Linked DNA regions of Mus musculus: region 2 is linked to region 1. The links are chromatin contacts, found by Hi-C or POLR2A ChIA-PET in ENCODE. All regions are on one chromosome and are shown on one strand. The core of a region is the stretch at or near the end of the contact, and the rest is flanking DNA. Distances in the headings are between cores, read along the strand shown. Region 1 has its middle 22 kb from the start of Mir688. Region 2 holds the start of Hoxc8 (homeobox C8).

What was found. A loop is a pair of places that touch in the nucleus more often than their neighbours do. ChIA-PET counts read pairs that join two places held with the same protein, here RNA polymerase II (POLR2A).
Region 2: a map of left cerebral cortex shows a loop between it and region 1 (3-fold over the local background). The contact joins the promoter of Hoxc8 here to the enhancer-like site in region 1. A Hi-C loop is called at or near these places in 4 of 37 maps with a recorded cell type or tissue (all left cerebral cortex). POLR2A ChIA-PET finds 5 or more read pairs at or near these places in 1 of 5 experiments (Patski).

What each region holds. Positions count from the first base shown.
Region 1 is chr15:102,691,560-102,695,637 of GRCm38, reverse strand. No RefSeq gene overlaps it. Among named protein-coding and RNA genes, the nearest start is that of Mir688, 22 kb to the right of the region's middle. Within about 2 kb of position 2,427, at least 1 of the 3 ENCODE cell types and tissues checked has a DNase peak (open chromatin) inside an H3K27ac peak, as active enhancers do; it is left cerebral cortex, where a contact is called at or near this core.
Region 2 is chr15:102,988,379-102,992,456 of GRCm38, reverse strand. Hoxc8 (homeobox C8) reads right to left here and starts at 1,918. Exons shown (of 2, transcript NM_010466.2): 1 at 1,242-1,918. The coding sequence starts at 1,677.

The DNA of each region.
Region 1 (4,078 bases), core at 1,178-3,677:
CAATGGCCATCACATATTTGGGGGACATTGCAGCATGTAGACAGACTGTACCCACGCAATCAGAAATGAACACTTCTTTATGGTAGTCTCATCCGATGAGTAGAGAGGGCATAAAAGGCTCTAGCGACCCCTGGGCACCTGGAGGCGACTGTCTGCCCATTGCCAGCACACTTTAAGCACACTAACATGGTAGTGGTTATTTGTGCTTCCTTTTTACTGTACTGGGATTGAACAAAGTCATTCATGCAATGCAGGCAAGTGCTCTACCTCTGAGCTACCTCCCAGTCCCGACTACAGCTATTTTGATTTCCATATGTTGAAGGGATGAATTGCTTCCTTGCGGTGCTGGAGGGTCTTGCTGTGAAGGGTTGCAAAGAATTGAAGATTTCTGTGAAGAGGGTTGGGGGTAAGTGGGAGCTGGGGGGGGGGGGCGGGGATGGATAGAGACACGGCCTTTTCCAAAGTAGCAAAATCAAAAGCCAAATGCCCAAACTTCCTATTTCTTCCCAACAGTTCCCAACCCACAGGCTCAGGACTCCTTCCTCTTGTTCTTCCCTACCCGGACATCTCCAAGTCAAGGCACTTTGACAAGAACTCCCATATTCACTCCCATAGAGATGAATCTGGAGAGCTCCAAGGGGTGTGTAGGTCAGGAAAGAGTGAGCCAAAGAAAAGAAGGCCTATCTGCAAGGCCAGCCCCTCCAGGACTTCAAAGACCATTTGGACAGGACATCCTGTTGCCACCTGGGGGGGGGGTGCGGGGGCAGGAGGAGCTGGCTAAAGAAGTGGAGGCATATCCTCTGTGTCCCTCTCACCCCTGTATCTGCGTCCCAGAGAGGGTGAGGATTTGGCGTGAAGGGCAGAGCGTCGGGGGGGATCTCTGGCTCCCGCCTCCCGCAGCCCCCAACCCCAGCTCAGGCTTCAGTCTCTCCTCGTTGTAGCAGAGCGAGAGCAAAGGGACGGGCAGTAAAGATGAGTGATGGCGCGGAGACAAGCAGAAATACACCATCATGAAAATGCTAATGACTCCTTGCTCTCTTTCTTTATGGTTGGAGTAATACAGACTTCAATCATAAAAACAATCTCCCAACATTTTAATGGGCTCCATCATGCCCGCACTTGTCGGTATATTTGAAGAATAAATCACCCTCCCCGCTCGGAATGAATTCGCTGTCAAACTCGGCTCCCTCGGAGAAAATGGATGAGGAAAGAGGATGGAGGCTTTTTTTTTTTTTTTTTTTTTTTTAGGGGAGGGTGTCGTCTCCCCCTCTAACTCCCTCCTAAACTGGATTGTTGTGAGAACTGCCTGGATTTTGAGTAGCAAGCAGGGGACTGTTGGAAGTTGGGAGAGCTGAAGCCATAGAGGGGGTTTTAAGAACAGTGGCTAAGTGAGTGAGGGATTTCACATGGCGAGAAGCCACCCCTGGGGTGGACGAGGAAGAATGATCAGGGGTAGGAATAGTGACAGCATTAAAGCAAAGGGCAAACTCCTGACAGTTCAAGGAGATGCGGAAACTGCCAAAAATCTGTACATCTGCACTACTTCTGCGTTATTGGGTCGAATTCCTCTCAGATTGGGCCCAAGCTGGGGCGCAGTAGAAAAAGAAGGGGGGAAGTTTGAGAGATCTCTTTTGTAGGGTAGAATATCATAGAGCAAGAATAGGTTGGGCTCTGAGCTTGCGGGGGTATTTTCAGCGCAGTAAGCCACAGGTCTGCACCTCTGAAAACTGCCTCAGAGTCCGGGGTAATTCTCATTTCCATACAGGTGGCAGCCAGCCAATGAAAACTTGGGATACGCATACCGCGCACAGCCAATCCCAGTTAAGGATGAGCTGACTTGGCAGGTTTAATTGCATCTTGATTGGTTGAGATGTTGCTAGGCAAAATTTGGGTCCTGGCGATTGATGCGGCCCGAACTGGAGAGGCAGGTGACTACGAAAATATCTAGAAACCTGGATTGACATTTTTTTCTTCCTGAGTTCTTTCAATCGCAAAGGCTTGATAGGGTCAGAATAATAACTGTCCCTTTTCATCTCTGGAGTGGGAGAGCGAAGTATACCTCACTCCCACTCCGCACCACCCCCCCCAAAAAATTCATCATTAAAAACTGGCTACTTTGGAGGGCCTTCTAAATTCTACAGACCCGGCAGGGAACCTCACCTTTTCCTGCCTTAAGCTTATCTTTGAGCCTTTGAATTGTAATTTAGGTCCGACTTTCTCTAATGTGCCAGGAATTGAAGAAATCGTGCCTCACGGGATCCTCTGCTGCTCCTACCTCCTTGTCACTCGGCCAAAACCTGTGAGGGGTCAGAATCTCATCCAAAGGTCTGGAAAGTGGTATTCCCACATCAGCAGCTTCTGAGCCTTCATTTGCATCTGGTTTGCATAAATAAACCGTCCTCCCCTCCCACTCCGGACGAAGCGCTGGGGCTTTCACCCTGCTACAAACGCCTCCACGCCCACCCTGGCGCACCCCCGCCCCGCCTGCAGCGCCCCCTGCCGGCTACAGGGCCTGGCGCGCTGCGGTGATGGCGAGCGGCAGCCTCCAAGGAGGCCGAGGGGGACTGTGGCGGAGGGGCGGAGGCGACCGCCCGGTGCAGCGATCCCGCGGGTCTGGCCGAGACCGTGCGCGAACAATATGCCACCATTTAAGTCTGAACGCGCGCCAGCCGCCGATTGTGATGTTAATTCGGCGATGATTTAGGGGGGCGGGACGGAGCGGGGCCGGCCGCCTCTCTGTCAAAATGCTGTCCGGAGCCTTAATATTTGTAATTGAAGCTGATGAGGACTTCGTTTCTGTTTCTACTGATAAAAAAAAAAAAAAAAAAAGGCAGGGAGGGAAAAAGAGCAACTAAATTATAGGGCTGGGAGAAAAACATGATTAATCAAAGGTTTGAACTGTCGCGGTGCTGGAGACCCAGTAAATCTCGCCGGCCGGGGCGTGTAGAGGCCGGAGGATAAATCTGAGCCCCGTGGAGTTTGCCACCCCTCTCTGTTTGCCTCTCGCGTCGCACGTCAATTAATTCGATAATTGGATTTGAAGAGATGTCAGAAGATTATCCAGGGGAAGTGGGAGGAGCGGTTACCAATGGGAGAACAGAGACGAGAGCCGAGGCCCACGGGGTCAGACTGTAGAGGGACCGGAGAGCCAGGCAGGTCTGTCCGGATCCTTCACCCAGCTCGCCTGTGCTTAGCTCTGCGGCAGACCCTGAAAGGCGGCTGCCTGATGTCAGTGCCCAGCTGCGGCTCGCAGCTCACCTCTGCGGACACTGTCCCCTAGCGCAGTCCCCAAAGCTCTCTGGAAGGCCTGACCTGTGCCACCAGAGCCATGTACCACATGCCTCCTGTCCTGTGTCCTAGATGTCCCAGCGTTAAAGCATCTGCCAGTCCATTTGTATTAGATTTGTATACGAAGTGTCTCTGTTCCCCCAAGCTCCTTTGAAGCCCTGGTTCACCCTATCTGATCGCTGATGTTTTTCTCCACATACTGGGAGTTGCCAAGAAGACAGGGATCAAGACTTCTCTTTGAATCCCCACTCCCACTGGTGGAAATTATTCTTCCCCTTATCCCAAAAGCTCCCCTCCCATACACTTAGAATCTAACTTATAACCAAAGTGTCCTGCTTAAAGAAAATGTCTATAGACACATGCACACCGACCCAGAGCACTAGTCACCAGGCCCCTAGCGGGAGACTGACAAGCCACAGAAATCGGCAACTTCAGGTGACTCCTGAAAAGGCTATACCTGTCTCCTATGAGGAATTAAACTTGTTTCATTACTGGGAAGGAGCACTGCAGGGAGGCCTGAGATGAAATCAGCCTACCACTGGCAGAGGTTAGAGGTGGGAGTGGGGGTGGGAGGTGAGGGGAAGATAAGGGGAAGAGGGATAAAGGGGAGGGGAGAGGAGGGGGGAGGGGAGAGGAAGGGGAGGGGGAGGAGGGGCAGAGGGGAGGAGGGGGGAGAGGGCCACAACTACTGAGACAGAGGGACAGAGAGGTTGATTTTAATTATTCTTTCTCCTCTGGTGTCTGTAGAATTCTATTCAGGGACAGGGTAAGGCGAGGATAGAAGCTTACA
Region 2 (4,078 bases), core at 669-3,168, 300 kb before region 1:
TGCCGATAAGGCCGACTGCAGAAGGCAAGCAAGGGCAGGAAAAGTTTCCATAGCTGTTTTGGTTTGACTTCCTTCACCTTGGGAGGTGGGTGACGGTGGGGGCTGGGACGTGGTTGTCTGAAAAGTAAGGGCTTGAGGTGGACAAGGAAGCCATCAGGGTCCCTCAGGCCTACAGCTTAGCCCTTGCAGCTTTGTTTACAAGTGCAGAATGGCATTTAGTGAGGCGGCCTAGGGAAATAATCTGTTTCCAAAAGAAAGGAAAAGGGCTGGGGTTAAAGGAGAGGGGGCTGTGCCAATTGCCCCCTCCTTGCCGATCTCTGACTAATGCTTTTCCAATAAGAAAAATAATTGATCTTCTGGAATGTATCACTGCTCTGCCTGATTGCTAACTGGAGACCAAAAATAAATCAAGGGCCATCCCTGCCGGAACTTGTCGTTATCTCTTCCCCCTGTACTTCGAAATTGGGCCATGAAGGGCCACCCTTGGAGGGGCTCATGACCTAAACAGCTTTCCAAGAGACTCCATAGTTCTTGATTGGCGGGTAGCCTGACTCGAGTACCCTGGATCTCAGAGGCCCCTACTTGGTATGACCCCTCTCTCCTTTTGAGCAATCATTTTCCTCTTCTCGGGCTTTCAGTCTTCTCTTCAATTGGAGGAAGTACAGAAAAGTTGGGGTAGTGGCCTTCAGGCTGCTTCTCTGAGGGGAAGAAGTGACAATCCTAGAGAGGCAGAATGCTTGTCCTTGGGAGAGGGGAGGTCTTGCCCCTCTCCCTGACTAGGGGGAGATAGCAAAGGGTCTCCTTTTCACCCAACAGTCTGGTCACTGTCTTGGGATGGCTGGCGTTGGGAAATGTCTTTGGGAAAACTGGCTACCAACCCCAAAGACTGATAACCTCAGTTTACTTAGGGTGTCCTTGCCAGCCATCTCCCCAACTTTGGCTTTACAGATGGGAAGAAGGAGAGACAGAAGGAATAGAGAAAACGATTTTTAACCCTTTGCACCCACAAGTCACCTTTCCCCCACCTTCACCCCAACAAGCACAATGTCTCAGGCACCCCACGCTCCACCCCCAGCCAAGCCTTTCAATCTCCCAGGAACCCACCCAGGCACGGGAGTGGAGTGGGAGAGACCCCCAAAGCCAGGAAGGAAAGCGAGCTAGGGCAGACAAAAAGGAGGCGAGGGAGGGGGGAAGACCCCGGAGCGCGGGAGACCAAGGGGGAAAGAGAAAAGGCTTCTCACCGTGGGGTCTCATCCATGGAAACATGAGGCTGGGAGACGAGTTCTGATTTAAGTGGCCTTGTCCTTCGCTACTGTTAGTGTTGGCGGAGGATTTACAGTCGGGATATTGCACCACGCTCGCCTCTTGCTGAGCCCCATAAAGGGACTGTCTGGGGAGCGCCTCGTAGCCATAGAATTTGGAGGCGTCTCCGTGGCAGCTCAGCGAGCATGGGTTCTGCTGGTAGCCCGAGTTGGAGATGCCGGAGGTGCCGTGGTGGAAGAAGTCTTGGACGTGGTGCGAGGCGTGCTGGAAACCGGGCGCGGAGCCGCCGGGCCCGTACACCAGCGCATGGCTTCTGCCCACGCTCTGAGGGAACCGGCAGTCGTAATAGGCCGGTTCCAGGGACTCGCCGCCTTTGTATTTGGAAAACAGGGGGTTGACGAAGTAGGAGCTCATGCTGGGTACATGAAAACCCGCGGCCCCCTCCCCTTGGATCACGCTCCCCCGCCGGGTATCCCCGAAACTCCCCTCCCCCCGGGACCGAACCCCAAGCTGGCCGGCTCCCCCGGGCTGGACTGCTGGGCTGGGGGCTGGGCAGGTGGGGGCGCGGTGCCGGCTGCGGGCTCGGGCGGCTGCAGCTCTCTGCTCACTGTCGGTAGGTAGAGCGCGCGCTCTCACTTAGCTCTTTCCTCTAACAGCCCAGGCGAATTCCTCAGACTCCCGGCGGTGGCGGCGCTTACACGCGATTCGCGTTCATCAATCCACGACATGAAGACAGGCGAGCGAGCGAGCGAGCGAGCGAGCAAGAGAGAGAGAGAGAGAGAGAGAGAGAGAGAGAGAGAGGGAGAGGGAGAGGGAGAGAGAGAGAGAGAGAGAGAGAGAGAGAGAGAGAGAGAGACTGGGGGAGAGGGGGTTCAGGGCTGGGGGGGGGGACCTGGAGGAGAGGGAGGGAGGAGAGGCGAGGAATGGGGGTGTGGTGTGTGTAGGGGGTGGTGAGCCAGCCCTAGCTAATGGACAAGGCCAGCTTTTCCAAGGTGTGCACTCTAGTTTGAAGGTGTTCCCCCTTTTCTTTCCTTTTTGAGAGATACCTGAGCCATCAGGTCAACTCAGGTTACCTCAACAGGTAGAGGACCCCCAGGAGGTGAGAGTTAGTAAGTCAGGGCTGAGCCTGCAATCCAAAAGATGAGTTCTCTGAGGTTCCTTAAGTCTGAGGACTCTGAGAAGCCCAGCATGGTGATCATGTACCCCAAACCCTTCAGCCTGCACAATCTCCAGCCTCTGGTCTCTCTTCAAGGTCTGGAGCTGCTCTGTCATTTTTATATCCTGGGGACTCTTGTCTCTTGACTGCTCTTGGGGGGCACTCTATATGCCTCAGCATGACCTATAGAAAGCAACCTCTCCAAGGAGTAGGGAACCCCAATAGGCTTGGCTGGGAGAACCTGAGAGCAAAGCTGTTTATGGGGACTCAAAGGAATAGTTTGTGTGCCCAGGTTTCTGTCTAGCCCAACTCAAGAGATTTCATTTTTGGAGATTACAGCTGGACTGAAGGGTGCAAAAGAGTAGACCTCTTACTGGTTCTCATAAACCACCATCCCTTAGGAAATGCCAGCTCAACCTAGAGGGGCCCTCAGGATTCCCTGCACACACAAGCCCTTCTCCAGGCAGGCTGCCCAGGCCAGGATGTGGAAGGGAACTGTCAACAGACACTCTTTAAATATTTACCCACACTTTCTGGGCGGGGGCAGCATCCCCATGCCCAAGACTGGACAAATTCAAGTTAATTCTAATGGAAAAAAAATAACCAACACCCTTCTCTGGCCATGGTGTTTGCAGTTATGTGGGCTTAATTCAGAGAGAAAAGAGAAGAAAGCATAAGAACAATGTGTGCGTGTGGGCTATTGTGCTCATGAAGATGAATAAGAATGATTTTTCCCCCTGTCTTCTTCCTCTACAGTATGTGAGGCCACCTTGGAGCACACTCCAAACACACACACACACACACACACACACACACACACACACACACACTGTATGTACTGTATGTATGTATGTATGTCTCTTTATCCCGGGATAAAGAGACACACCAAGTGCTAGTTCATTTTACACTACCCATACTCATTTCTGGAAGTGGCCACTCTGACTTACAGACCTGTACATACATATGCACACCAGGCACATTCACATAGTGCTTGATAAACATATACATTTGTAGGTTTTTGTATCAAGAAAAAAAATCCATCTGATCTGCCCACACCCCACATCCTGAGGTTTGCAGGTTAGGCAAGGAAGGACTTGGTTAGAAAACCAGATCTTTTCCTTTCCTTCTGCCCATATGAGACAACTCTGGGCTGGCTCTAGTCATCAAAGAAAGAATGGCAGGGCAAAATAGGATAAAAAGAGCAACTCTCCCCTGTCCTTCTTTTATTTAATTAATTATTGGGGAAATGGATACTCTTAGCCAGATTCCTAAAGGTGATTCATTGGTGTCTAGGCAAGAGACCCTATTAGAATCTTTTGCATTTAGGGAACTCACCACTAATGAACTTAGGAACTGCCCAAACTCTTGGACACAGAACTTGAGCTCTGAAGCAGCAGAAGAGAAGGGTCCAGAAGTGCAGTAGGCTTCAGGTCTCACTAGAGTCCAGAACATTGGGGGGGGGCACCCCAGAGCATCTCCTCCCCTCTCCCCCCCCAACCGCCCTCCCCTCACCGCCAGAGCCTGCTGCATCTTTGACTCCAGCCTTGATCTGAGAGATCTGAGAGACTGCTCAGTACAGAACTGAACAAGGTGGATTCTGGGTTCCTAGCATCTGACACGGAGGACTGTCATAAATACTTTCTCTTTTCTGACTGGAAA